Linked DNA regions of Homo sapiens: region 1 is linked to region 2. Evidence: chromatin contacts called from ENCODE Hi-C or POLR2A ChIA-PET data. All regions are on one chromosome and are shown on one strand. Each heading gives the region's core, a stretch centred on a gene start or an enhancer-like site at or near the end of the contact. The rest is flanking DNA. Distances are from core to core; before and after follow the strand shown.

Region 1 (6,763 bases), core at 3,281-5,780, 110 kb after region 2:
TGACTTAACTATGTGCATTAGAGAAGATGTTCATGGAACTGAAACCTCTGAGACCCCTTTGAAGATTCCTTTGCCCCACATTTCACCTATGCTTTGTTGAATCTGAGGCCCAGGTCCAGGAGACATCTAAATGGGTCAGCTAAGCTTTTCCCTGGCCTACAAAGCCTCTTCCAATGGTGCACCACACCACAGTGTATTTATCCCACATTTGGAGCATGTCAGAGACAACAGACCAGAAAGCCTTATGATGCTCTGCTGATATTTCTTCTCGTTCCAAGTAGCCATTCCTACTTGGTCTGGGAAGAGATAAAGTTGCTGGTCCACAGATAAAAATCAGCAGGTACACTAGCAAACTGCTGGTGGGTCACCTAACCTGCTCTGGACCTTTTTCCTTCCTTCTTTACTCCACCCCAGGACGCTTTTCCATCTCTCTTGTCTCTTCTCCCTCTATCTCGTCATATCCAATTTATGTGCCATCCCCCACAACCCGGTGCACAGTAGGTACTGTATGCATTTGATAAACTATTTAGATTGACCTCACTTGTTCTGACAAAAAACGCTGGTGGTTCTCTAAGCCGTCAATCAGAAAGTCAGATTTTATAACAAGTTGTGGAAGAGGGAAAGCCTTTATTTTCATTTTTAGGTGTCCAATCCCTTACCCCCATACAACTCCCACACAGACAAGTACACTGTGCAGTTTTCATGAACTCAGATCATGGCCAGACCTCACGAGGTGGGTGGGCAGAGGCTGTGGCCAGAGGGGCTAGGGGCTTCGATTTTCTTCCTCATCTTTACCTGCCCAAGTCTATAACTTTCTTTAGGACTCTGCAGTACTATCCTCTGCTGCAGAAAACATTCTCTGTGTGACTCCTGGAGATCCGGTTAAGTTTCTCTCATGGGTGCTAATCACCCTGTCCTTGGTCCTGTGAACATCAATCAGCCAGCACTGTCATTTCCCTTACTGGACTGGAGGTACCTTGAGCAGGGCTGAAGCTTATTCACATTCTATACACAGCTCCTATCACACTACCGGGCACATAGTAGGTGCCCAATTAATTGACTACCTTAGTGAATGTATGGCTATTTAATACATGTATTGTAGAGATAACTTTCTAAGTCTGTACTCTATAGGACATAGAGGCCTGGGCTCTGGATAAACACTGCTGAGTTGCACAAGTTGGTGATATTAAGGTTTTCAATTAAGGCAATAGTCATGGGAGCAGAAGGGAATGGGCTCTGACACCAGAACTCAGGCTTTTGGGCCTTGAACACTCACTCAAAGCCCTTAGGCTGAAGTGAATTTTTCTGGAGCTTGCTAAGATAAAAGCAGTGTTTAAGGGAACATTTGGGCATGTCTCAGGGCAGTGAACTTGAGCAATTTCAAAAACACTGGGTCTACTTTGTAGAGCGGGTTGTGGATGTGATTTACCCACTGTATTTCAGAGCCTCGGTCACTGTCCAGGCAAGAGTCTCAGGGGTCTGTCTCTGGGGTAGGAGTTAAGCTCTCACAATGCTCACAAAGTTGCTTCATAAGTCTTTGGTTTTAACATGACAGTGACCACCTGTCCTACCCAATCCCTGAGGGAAACATTAGAAGCAGCAGCACATTGACATTCAGGCTGGAAGATGCAGTGTGCCAAAGATTAAATGGAAAGACTTTTCCTGGGTTATTCTTATTGCATCCAGGGGTGGCAACTGGGGACAGGGGTGCCAGATGGACACAGAGGCTGCTGGGGTGGGTGTGGGATTATTTGTTTCTATAGAAACATTTCTATAGGACGTCTGTAGGGCCTTTGGAAGGTGGCACTGGTCTTGCCCTGAGAACCATGTGGTGCCCTTTCACAATGTTCCCAATGCCTTTTTATTACCAAAGGAGTTTTCTAGTAGCTGCCCTGTCTCTGGCCTGGAATTTACTGAGATTCTGTGAAAATGGAGTCTTCTGAATTCCAAGCCAGGTTTCTGCCTTTCCAGGAAGACAGGGTCTTAGTATCCACACACTGTGAAGAACGAGAAGCTTGGCCCCAGAGCCCTTGGCATTTTCCTGCCCCCCTCCCTCCCCTCCTCCTGGCCTGGGTTTGTCCCCCTGGGGCGTGGACCTCAGCCAGTTGTCAACTAATCCTTGCTAAGGTGTTAGGTGGCAAAGGCTCAAGGGTTATTAATCTTTGTAGGAGCTTTCCACATTAAACAAAGTTTTGTTATTAAATCAAAGGGCATTAAAAATTCACCACCATAGCATAAAAACAATTTCTTTGTGTCCTCTATAAATCCTTACCTTTAAAAGTGAGTTTAGTTATGATCATAATATATATGCAATATGTGGGACTTTTTCATAAAGAAGAACATTTTGCACATCTTCACATTTTTTAATGTCCCATTCTCACTCTCATAGTAGTTTGAAGGCAGCTTTTGCAGCATCTGTCCATTTCTTGATTTCTCCCCAGCATATCCAGCTGCCCTCCCTCTCTTCCTGCCTCCTGGCAATGAAGCGAGCCCCCAGGGCCATGGTGTAACTGTGACCCTGCCTCTACCTATGACTAACTCCTGCCACACTGAATAAACAGGAGTAGCACTAGATGCAAGATGAGTCAGAGTCTTTCTCCCCAAACTATGAAATTAAGGCCAGGAAAAGGACTTGTGTTGGTTTCTTTTTGGGTAGCTGAACCTGCAACATGTCAGCTTAGGAGTGGAGAAGTGGGTTTTCTCCAACAATGCTGTGGACCTAACAAGAGAAGAAGCTGAGAGAGGAGAATGAAGCAGATGTGCAGAGAAGGGCAGAGGTGACAGAACTTCCCTGAGGCCCAGGTATATTCCTGCTCTTGATTTCTGTGAGACACACCTGTATTTTTTGCTTAAGCCAGCTTTGTTTCATTTTTGTCACTTGCAAGCAAGAGTCCAAACTAATTATAAGAATAATAATATTAATGACATGGAACATTTGTGATGTATCAGATATTTACACACCGGGTATTTAATACCTTCAATCACCTAACGAGCTAACATAGAGATCCAGTAACCTTCTCAAGATAGTACCTCTTAATGAATTGTGGACTGGGATTTGAACCCTGATCTTGTCTGATTTTACAGTCTATGGTCTTAACTATTCCCTATGTGGACTCTCAAGGTAAGTGTGTCATCACAGAAGTGGGATGAATAGAGGGAAGAAACATCATGCCTTCCGAGAATAAATATAAAACACTCTCATTTCAGATGCCAGAAATAAGACATTTTGAGGCACAAGCCTCTTCCTGCTTAACCCCCGTCAAGTGACCCCATATAGACAGTACTGTTTTCCTTGTGTCTTGGCTTATGGATGTCCTTGCCTGGTGTTTGGTACCTCGGATGGGCCTACCCTTTCTCCAACAGCAAGGAAGACCTGTGTTGAGTCAGTTCTCTGCATACAAACATGTCTGCATGATCCAGCCGTGGTTTATTCATGATACATTTGTAAGAATTCTCCTCTTGCCATCAACTGTGCTCCTGGAACCACCTTTCATTGCTTCTAGTTGGTATATTCTTAAACATTTCAAACTAGTGGCAGTCACTCATGCATTTATTCACTATCTTTAACATGTTAGTTGACCACAGTCTATGGGCCTGTCTTAATCCCGGGAATACAGGACAAATCAAACAGCATGTCTGCCTCCTTAGAGATCACAGAGGCATTTGAAGACATTCCCTAATAACACCACACATTAACATCAGAGTAGAGGCACACACAGGCTGCCTTGGGAGCAAGGGAGGAGGAGTAGGGGTAGAGGGGTGATATGGGGTGTGTAAACTAACTCTATCTGTGGAAAAGGCTTAATGAACAACTAGACGTTGGAGGCTGTGAGCATTTGTACTAACCCAATCAACCTAAGTAAAGCAAATGCACAAGTTTTCGTCTGCTGTGATATTACGATAAATCATTTATCAGGAACAAAGGCTGAATTGCAGGGCTATGTCTCTCCATGTCTGTCTTCAAGGGCACCATGATTTTGGGAATTGATAGAATTGGTTACAAACCTTCATGTGTACTAAGAATTCCTAGCCAATCATCCAGGGATTTGCTTCAGCAGAGAGTTTTTGCGTGGAAGGACTGGTCTCACAGTTTCCCCCTAGGGCAGCACATCTCTTCAGAAATGCCAACCCAGTGGAGGGAAAGCAGCCCTGTGAGGATTCTCACATGCCCCTGGACATCTTCAAAGGTGGCAAACAGGAATCAAGAATTACGCAGAACTCATCTTCCTCTAGGATGGGTACACTGGAGCACAGTTGTAGCTGGAGTAGAAAGGCAGCTCAGGGAGGAGAATAAGTTTCAGGGAATTCAGACAAAACCAGCCCGTGGGGAATATTTTTAAATTCCAGGCAAATGATTGGATAGGAATACAATAAGCGTTCCTAGTGTAAAGGCTTTCCCTTCTCGATATTGATCTTGTGGCAACTCAGAAAGCTATTTGCAAGGAAATGGTCACTCTTTCCCTTTACATAACATTCATAAATGTGCAGCCAAATTCAATGTGTCATAGATGAAATTACCAACCCGCGTACCACCCGCCTGTCTCATGTGAGCTCGGTTTACGGTTCCAGTGTTCTCCAGCGAGCATCACAAATCCACATAATGTTCCGAGTGCTAAATTTGGAGCTCTGATGTAGCTGACAGATGTTTAAAATCACATTTAGTCGGACAACTCCCTGAGGAGGACACAGCTGCAGATGTGAAAGAGAGCAAGTTATTCCAGTTAAGGTCGGCGGGAACTCGGCCTGAAAACCTTCCGTCTCCATCCGCCTTCTTCAGACAGGAGGATATGGGCGAAGGAACTTTTTCATGCGGGGTCCGCCCACCTTCGGCCAAACCCTCCCTCACAAACCTCCATTTGAATTGTTGCCAAGATAAACATGGAGGCTGTATCTTGGGCAGAGTGTAGGGTGCTACACTTAGCCTTAATTGAGTACGAAAGAGGCTGCTTGCTTTTTAAAAACAGGCACAAAGCCACATTTTGGAGCCTGCTTTGCCCCTCTGGTGGCATCTTAGTCCCGAAAATGAATATGATTCTGGAATTTTGCTCTTCATGATCAGTTATTCAAACGTCAACCATTCTGGATGGGTTGAAGGGCCATTCACCCTCCCTCACTCCTCTGACATCTCGAATAGTTCCTCCTTCGTTTTTTAAAAACAACAAAATTAAAATTATCCTAAAATCTTTGCAAGATCACATATTTTAGGCTTGTTTCAAGACTCAGACTAAAATGGATTTGTTTAAAAAAATGGTCTGTGTATTTGATGTGGGAGACTAGTGACCTTTGGTGTGTTGTGCCAAAAAAAAAAAAATGTTTGATGTCTAAAATTTCCCTACTGAGCTTGTATTGTTTCTGGTCTCTTTCTGTGATTTTTCCATCCTCCATCATTCCCCACGTTCAAAATCAGTTCTTTATTTACTCAACGGAGGTTTTGACATAGTTATGAGCTCATCCTGATGGCAGCCTCAAATCAATGCAAATCACATTACGATGTCAAAATTGATGTGATGTGAGTGTAAGTTAAATGATTGTAAAACAATTTTAGGACAGAGACCAAGAGAGACTCTTACCATGTCAGGAGAATGGTAGGAAGGGATTAATGGGAGAACTCTGCCAGATTCATATCAGGACAATATAGCGTGCACACTATATTGGCTTTACTCCCAATTTAAAGTTCTTATAAAGGCATCCTTAGAGACCACAAAATACCCTCAGAGGAGGTTGATGGGCAGCTGGCTAGGGTGATAGAGTGGGTTTGGCTCACAATGTTTTAGGCACTGAGATGAGCAGATAGTATGTTAAGTGAATGACAACTGGGAACAAACCAAACTCAGTCAGTGCCGATGAATCCCTAGAGCCTAGTTTCTAAATGGTCAGGCTGGGAGACCTATAGCTAGGAAAGGAGATTCAGTAATGGGGTAAACAGGGGAAGAGAAATAGACTCTAGGGCCAGTGAGAAAATCTCAGGTGGATTCCTGTGCTAAAAGTAAAAAATCACACTTCCTAACTCCTTGGACTTCAGGACTCAGTCTACGATATTATCTTCAATTCATGGACTTTCACAGTCTGGAGTGGAACATTATACACCAATCCATGACTATAAATGACTTTGGGAGGGTGGAATTGGAAGAAGAAAGGGGAAGCGCATTAACATTAGAAGCAAATCTGTACTGTGTGGTTTGTTGTAATGCTTTTTCCTTTACTTAAAAAAAAATCCATTGAAATTAATTGAATGACATGTGCATAAACACACACCCTTTCCCCCACAAGAAATTTTACTGGATAAAGTTCAGGAAACTCTATAATTGACTAGCAAGTCCTTTGACCTCTGTGGGTGCCAGTTTCCTCGTCTCTGAGAAATCACAGTATTTCTGGGAGAATAAAATGCAATAGATAAGGATAGAGTTTTGAGAAGCTGAAAGGGGGGTTAGAGGGCAAAATGTTACTGCAATTATACAGGGCATAAAGGGTACTTTATAAATATTGTGACTGACGGTGACATTGGTGCAAATTCCTGTAAGAGATTCTTTTAGTCATATATTTCTCAAGGACTTTGGGCACTAAAGATAAATGTTCAGAATTATGTATTCTGGATCCTATTAAATAAAATCTAATTTGACTTGTGGACAGAGAAGTCTTTGGAGTCCGTTTTGAACCCTAACTCCACAACTCACTTGCTCTGATACATGTGGGCAGATTAGTTAATTTCTCTTAGCTTTAGTTTTCCAAGACTATAAAAAGAGGATTAATATTACCTTCCCCC
Region 2 (7,284 bases), core at 2,871-5,370:
TTTTTCCATTTATGATATAATGGTATCTTTTTTCTTTTTAAAATATCAGCTTTATCAGTGTTTTATTAATTTTCTTAGTCTTTTCAAAGAACCAATCTTAAGTTTTGTTGATAGTCTCTTGAACTATTTGTTTCATATTTTATTGATTGCTGTTCCTATCTTTACTCTTTCCCTTCTTTATATTTCTTAGGGTTTTTCTGATATTCCTTTCTTAACTTTTTGAGAGATATGTTTATTTTATTGATTTTAAGCCTTTCTACTTTCTGAATACCATACTTCATGTATTATAAGACAAACATTTTACACATTTTAACATCTTTGAAACTGAGATGCATCTTGCAACTGATGGCATGTCGTGATTCAGTTGCAAGCATTTTCTTCTCATTGTAGTACATAAATTATTGGCACATCTTACAATAGATACTATCATAGATTCAATAAAAGGAAGTATATGCAGTTGAGGCTATTACTCTCCCTTCAAGTGGTGCTTTTGCTTGGTTTCCACAAGCATGTTTTGTTAGCCTCTTCTCTCTCAGTTCTATATTTTGGATAGTTTCTTTCGTTCTTTTTTTCAGTTACTCTTACTTTCTTCTGACATGTGTAATGTGATGTTAAACATGTTCGTGTAATTTTTATTATAAATTTTTCCAGTTTTAGAAGTTGGTTTTTTAAATGACAATGCCACTCATTACCATTTTCTATTCTCTGAAGTATTTTTAAATTTATCCTTATTTATTTAAATACAGTAAACAGTTGTTGTTTTATTGTCTGTGTCTGACAATTCCACTATCTGAAGTCTTTTTGGTTTGTTTCTATTCTCTGTAGTTTCTTCTGGCTTTCTCTCATGGAGTTTTCTTCCTTTGTGTGCCTGACTATCTTTGACTGTGCTTGTCTTTACAATTTAAAAACATTTTTAAAAACCCAAGAATAATATACATACATTAAAGTGAACAAAACTTTGAATTGAATATATCCAATTTCTTAAGACTTTCTTATGACCTTTCCTAGTCAATGCCATCATCCCCTTTCTGGTAACCACTATTCTTTCTTCACCATCGTGAATCTGTCCTGCTGTAGTAGAAACTATATGTCCAGATACAGTAGAAATTATTTGTAACAACAATTTGAGAATTGTGATTGGTATGAGGAAATCTTTCAGAAGGGATTTTATTTGTTTTTTGGGTATATAGGGAAATAACAAGTTCAAATTTGTTATTCCCTAGACCACGCAAAGGACATAAACCCAGGCTATAAATACATGGGAAGGCTACTTGACCTTCAGGGGCCCAGTTTCAGAGGAGGGTGACTTACTAGAGAACCCACCTTGGGCAGAATCTGCACTTTGACTTGCGTCACCCGCAAGTCCACAAAAACTGCAGTTCCGATTTGTAGCTTTTGCTTTATACTGGCAAATGCCCTTAGGACAGAGTAACTTTGAATGTTATCTCTTTGGGTACTGCCTTTTTCTAGATGTTGTCCCAGGAATTTCTTACTATTTATTGTTCTTTAATATTTCAAATAGACTGTTTTGTTTTGATGTTCTATCTAGTTTTAAACATTGCTCTCAGAAGGAGGTTTTTCTGTTGTAATGGTATTTATTTATGTTTTAAACTTTATTTCTTTTGAGCTGTGGAAATTTTTTCTGAATTTTAGGCAGATTTATGATATATAAAATCCATAAAAGGAGAGAGTCATGCTTAAAATTATGCAGATGTTAGTGGGCCATGCATTTCTCCTAGAAGCCATTTTCTTTCTGGGATTAGGGACTGCTTCCTAGTTTCTGTTTGTATCCTGAGAGGTCTACATTTGTTTGGTTTGTTGTACCCCACCCTCTATCTTAAGGATCTTAACCAGGCCCTCTGAGTGGTCCGGCTATATTACAAAATGAAAAATAAATTGCCCAAAAGAATCACAAATATGGTTTATTTAAATTGTCTAGCAAATTAATACTTGGATGAAAATGTTGTGTTCATTCCCCTTCTAAACATAAGGCCTGGATCTAACGCTCTCCACCTACCTTGATAGGTCCTCTCTTAACTTTTGATCACTTACAATATTCTTTTGCTGGTCAGAACCCTAGTCATTCCTCATTGCCTCCAGAAAGATGAATTTATATACCTTGCCAGGCATGTGGTCCTTTCCTCCCCTCTCCTTCCCTCCCCTTCTCCTTCCCTTTTACCTTCCTCCTTCCCTTTTTCCCTTCTTCCCTCCCTCCCTCTCTTCTTTCCTTCCTCCTATTCCTTCCTTTTAGTAAATTATTGATTTTTGCCATTAGTTTCAGAAACTAGTTGTGATTACTAATGTGTCCTAGCTCCCCTGAGGCTCTGCTGTAAAATAGCCAGTGAATGAGGATTTTTTAAAGGTGATGAGTTGGCCAGTGATGAGGGAGGGCGAAGAGTGGCCGGTGGGGTGGGGTGGGGGGACACAGAAAGCATACATGTCTTGACTCAGTGTGGTTGATGGCCAGAACCCATTTTCAATCCTATGAAATCAGAGGTAGATTTACCAGACATTCTTGCTTCATAAAGTAGGCATGCTCTGTGCTCTTTGCCTCTGGATTTGAGTGGAATCCAGGCGGGTGTGTAGGAATCTTTGGTAACCCATTAGAACATAATCTATTCATGTTTTTCTCCCTCCTAGCCCATTTAGGAGAAGAAAACCTTGGTTTATTTCTCTCTCAAGTGAGGAAGATAAAGAACAAAACAAATAAAACTAAACACACATCTGAATTCCAGTCACTAAAATGATGACTTGGAGTTTTGCAAACAGAACAAGTCTTTGCATGGACTTGAGATCTTGGCCATGGAATCAAGACTGAGGGGTAAGCTTTGTTTCCCCAGTCAACTCACATATACGTAGAGCAGCATTTCTCAACTCAGCTTTTTTATACCAGTACTCTACTAGCAAAGAAGTTATAGTCAAGTTATATTTTCAAAGTCTGCATTATGACAGCAATGCATTTCATTTTCTAAATATAACACTAGATTATAATATTGATTGTACTTTTTCAAAATACTCTTCATCCCCCACCCCACTCCTATATTGTCCCTTTCTATTCCTCACCCTCTGATTTGAGGATCACTGAACAACATCATTCAGCTGTCCTACTTATGGTGCTATGAATCTAGAGCCAATTCTGGCCAAGGGTCTCAGGGTATTCTCCAAAGGAAGTTCAACAACAATCTTTGCATGCAATATGAATTAAAGTAGGAGAATTTTTGTTTTGTTTTGAGACGGAGTCTTGCTCTGTTGCCAGACTGGAATAAAGTGGCATGATCTCGGCTCACTGCAACCTCCGCCTCCCAGGTTCAAGTGATTCTCCTGCCTCAGCCTCCCGAGTAGCTGGGACTACAGGCACGTGCCACCGTGCCTGGCTAATTTTTGTATTTTTAGTAGAGATGGGGTTTCATCATGTTGGCTAGGAGGGCCTCGATCTCTTGACCTTGTGATCCACCCGCCTCGGCCTCCCAAAGTGCTGGGATTACAGGCATGAGGCACTACACCTGGCTGGAAGAAGCTAATTTTTGTCTGGTGTCCAGTGGTCAGAGAAATAGACAATTGGCAAATGAGAAGACAATGTCCAAAAAGGAAATTTTTTTCCAAGTCAAGAAATAAGCTAAAGCCTAGAATTCATCTTTGAGATTCCTCAGTGCCTAATATAGTGCTGGATGTATAAGTGGCTATCAGTAAATATGTTTAGACCAACAATTCAAATTCCCTGTGTGGACATACTTGATGGATCACCCTGTGGCTATGGTAGGAGATGTTGGATGAGGCAGCAGCAGCACAGAGGAAGGAGGAATAAAACCAGCCTTGGTTTCAAATGTCATCTCCGCCTCTTATTACGTGACCTTGGAAAAATTACTTAAATCTTCTTTGTCTCAATTGTGTCACTGTAAAAGAGGAATTAGAATACCTCACAACTTTATTATTTATAAAAATTAGAAATAGTGTAAGCAAAGTGCTTGGCGCATACACAACTCTCATTGAGTGGTGGCTGCTACTATTATTGGAAATAAAAGAACAAGAATATTAACTTAAGAAGATTTTACTAGGGAAAAGCTTCTTTAAGCAAACTCTCTTCCAAATCCGTGAAGCAGGGTCTGGCTTTGCCCCAAGTTTTTGAAACACGTAGCCTTGGTGTGAACTCTGTACCCAGTCCTTTTCTGTAATCCCTGTAGACCCCAAGTTCTGCTGACCCCAAAGTGCCTTAGTCATAGGGGAATTAATAGGACATTTGGCCAAAACCTCCAAATGGAGATCTTCCAAGGACAGAACATTCTGGAACCCATAGTGTTTTATATATTCTTCTCACAGTGGCTGGGGTCAAAACAAAGCCAGAAGGAAAACTGTGTTAGGAGACCCAGATCCAGACCCAAAGAAAGAAAGTTAAGAAGTTTTCGAATTTGCTTGTTGTAAATGATATATCTTGGCACCTAATTTAGCTTTCTCTTGGCAAACTGGCTGGTTTATTAGTAGTGAAGTTAATTTGAAAAATGAAATAACTTCCAACAAGTTAAAAAGTAATGCTTTAAAAATTTCACTGTATTAATTTTAACATTGGCTTTTCATGTTATTACGTTAATTTTATATGTGATGGTTCAAGTGAAAGGAGTTGTTCTATTTTAAATATGACATTCTATTTGTGAATACAATTCTGGAAATATTGGGAGAAACGTAATTGGTAAAAGTATTTTCTATTAAATTCTCTGGGGGTGGTGGTGGAATGTTTTCTTAAATTATTTTGGTTAGAGGGCAAACACTGTCTTTTAATGATCTTTGAATCAGCAGAACTTATTTAGCATAGAGACTGACATACAAAAGTTAATAAATAGATGCAAGAAAAACTAAAACACAGCATGAAGTGGTGGGGAGAACACTCCACACAAACCCAGAAGTCTTTCCCTTTGGCCTCAGCTCTATCACTAATATGCTGTGTGATGGAGACAATCACTTAACCTTTCTGCAGCAGACTCTTTCTTTATGCTGCAAGGCAGAGGAGTGAAATAATAGTGGTCTTAAAGAGTTGCTCTGCTTGCCTCATGTATTAGTCCATTTTCATGCTGCTGATAAAGACATACCCGAGACTGGGCAATTTACAAATGAAAGAGGTTTAATGGTCTCACGGTTCCACGTGGCTGGGGAGACCTCACAATCATGGCAAAAGGTGAAAGGCACGTCTCACATGGCAACAGACAAGAGAAGAGAGCTTGTGCAGGGAAACTCCCCTTTATAAAACCATCAGATCTCGTGAGACTTATTCACTGTCAGGAGAATAGCACAGGGAAGATTTGCTGCCATGATTCAATTACTTCCTACCAGGTCCCTCCCACAACACATGGGAATTGTGGGAGCTACAATTCAAGATGACATTTGGGTGGGGACACAGCCAAACCATATCACCTCACAAGAACAGCATAGGGTGCAAATGAGACAATGAATGTGCTTTGTACACCAGAATATATGACATAAATCATGACAAAAAATATAGAACTCTTTGCAGTTTTTTAATTTCTTAATCAAGATGCCTTCGGAGAAGTCAATCAAGTTGGGAACAGCTAATATTCTCACCTAGGCCATGCTGTATCATGACATAAATAATTGTAATAACATTGATAATGACTTATTTATTGAGCAATTATTATTATAAGCCAGATCCTGTGGTAGACAGATTACATTCTTTTCATCTTTAAAACAACCCTGTAAGTCAGGCATTGTTATTATTATCTTTATTTTAGAGATGGGAAAACAGAAGCTCAAGTCATATCCATCACTTTGTCTGTCTGACTCCAAAAGTCATCCTCTTGCCACTATGCCATATTGCCCCTCATAAAAAGTTTTAACAGGCTCTGAGCACCACTGTGATACAGGTTTCTTTACCTAGCAGATTTCATTGAATCCTCACCACAACAAATGAGGTAGAGTATTATTATTGTCCCCATTCTACAGTTGACAAAACTGAGGCACAGAGGGCCTAGGCAATGGGCTCTGTCTGATCCCAAGTGTGGCTGTTTTTCCTACACAATGTTAGAGTTTACAATACTTCTTTTTGTGATAGTGTAGAAACAGTGGGGCAAGAACTTAGGCATAATGTGTCCTATATTCCTCCCTAGCAGGTGACATTTTTATTTGTAGAAAGAAGTTAAGGAATAGCAATATTGAGTTCCAGTGGGAGCCTTTCTGCAAGGCAGAGGAGGGCCTAAAGCTAATCTCAGTGGACTTTGTGAAGGATACTAGCCCTCCGACTTTTGATTTGTCTTTCTGTTTTAGAGAAATGAATGAGTTATGAATCTTACTCCCCAAGTAGCTGCACAGAGTTCAAACCTAGACTTTTGTGCAGCAGGAAGGCAAGCACCGGACCTATGTCCAACCAATCACAAGCTCCCAGGGAGCCATCCCTTTGGAAGAGAGGGAGCGTGGGAACAAACAGGCCTGATGTCTGTCTTTTATTTTTACTATAATGGAGTCTGGTGTTCTGTGGAAGCAGCAGCAGAAGTGGCATAGAGCTGATGGAAGGAGGGGTGGCAGGCCCTGCTATAGAGATTTAAGGCAGACCTTGCCATTGACTGCTTGGCAGTGGTGAGGATTTTCTTATCCTGGTCTTGGACACTGCTACTGGAAGCCTAACGTTGATCTATGAATCACCTAAAATCTGTGAGCTATCTATACCTCTTGATTAAAATAGCCAGAGGTTTCTGTTTCTTGCAAATAAAACCCATGCCTGATTCAGTAGTCATGCAGTTCAGTCAATAGGAAGTCTCATCCACCTCCAGAGACTCTGGCCTCCAAGTGTGCACTGATCAGGGCATTGGATCAGTCTTCTCCACTGTCCTGGGCACCATAATAAGAAAATCCAAGTTCTCTATTCCCCAGAGTGCTCCTGGCATCCCTGGTGTACTGGCTTCTGAGAGCCAATAGTTAAATTTTTAGGAATTTTATGAGTCCATTGATATTTCTGGTACAGCAGTTCCCTCATCTCCATGATTTCACTTTCCTTGGTTTCAGTTACCTGGGGTTCAAAAATACAAAATGAAAAATTCTAGAAATAAACAATTCATAAGTTTAAAATTGCCTGCTGTTCCACGTAGCATGATGAAATCTGTGCCAGCCTTCTCCACCCAGACTTTGATGTGAGTCATCCCTTTGTCCAGTGTATCTGCATTGTAGATGCTCCTTGTCCATTAGTCACTTAGTGGCCTTTGCGGTTATCAAATCAAAAAGACACAGTAGAATCATGGGCCACATAACGAAGTTTCAGTCAACAATGGAACACATATAGGACAG

What was found. A loop is a pair of places that touch in the nucleus more often than their neighbours do. ChIA-PET counts read pairs that join two places held with the same protein, here RNA polymerase II (POLR2A). Pooled maps may share reads with other maps.
Region 1: a loop to region 2 is called in a map of heart right ventricle, with 8 times the contacts of the local background. The contact joins two enhancer-like sites. A Hi-C loop is called at or near these places in 9 of 168 maps with a recorded cell type or tissue (PC-9, cardiac septum, heart left ventricle and 4 more) and 8 of 50 pooled maps. POLR2A ChIA-PET finds 5 or more read pairs at or near these places in 2 of 52 experiments (MCF 10A and WTC11).

Annotation. Positions count from the first base shown.
Region 1 is chr10:88,251,746-88,258,508 of GRCh38, forward strand. All of the region lies in intron 1 of LOC101929727 (a long non-coding RNA gene), which reads left to right. It also overlaps a transcript of RNLS not described here. Among named protein-coding and RNA genes, the nearest start is that of RNLS, 330 kb to the right of the region's middle. Within about 2 kb of position 4,531, at least 9 of the 41 ENCODE cell types and tissues checked have a DNase peak (open chromatin) inside an H3K27ac peak, as active enhancers do; they include psoas muscle, where a contact is called at or near this core.
Region 2 is chr10:88,143,416-88,150,699 of GRCh38, forward strand. The region is part of intron 1 of LOC101929727 (a long non-coding RNA gene); the gene reads left to right. Among named protein-coding and RNA genes, the nearest start is that of PTEN, 280 kb to the left of the region's middle. Within about 2 kb of position 4,121, at least 7 of the 41 ENCODE cell types and tissues checked have a DNase peak (open chromatin) inside an H3K27ac peak, as active enhancers do; they include psoas muscle, where a contact is called at or near this core.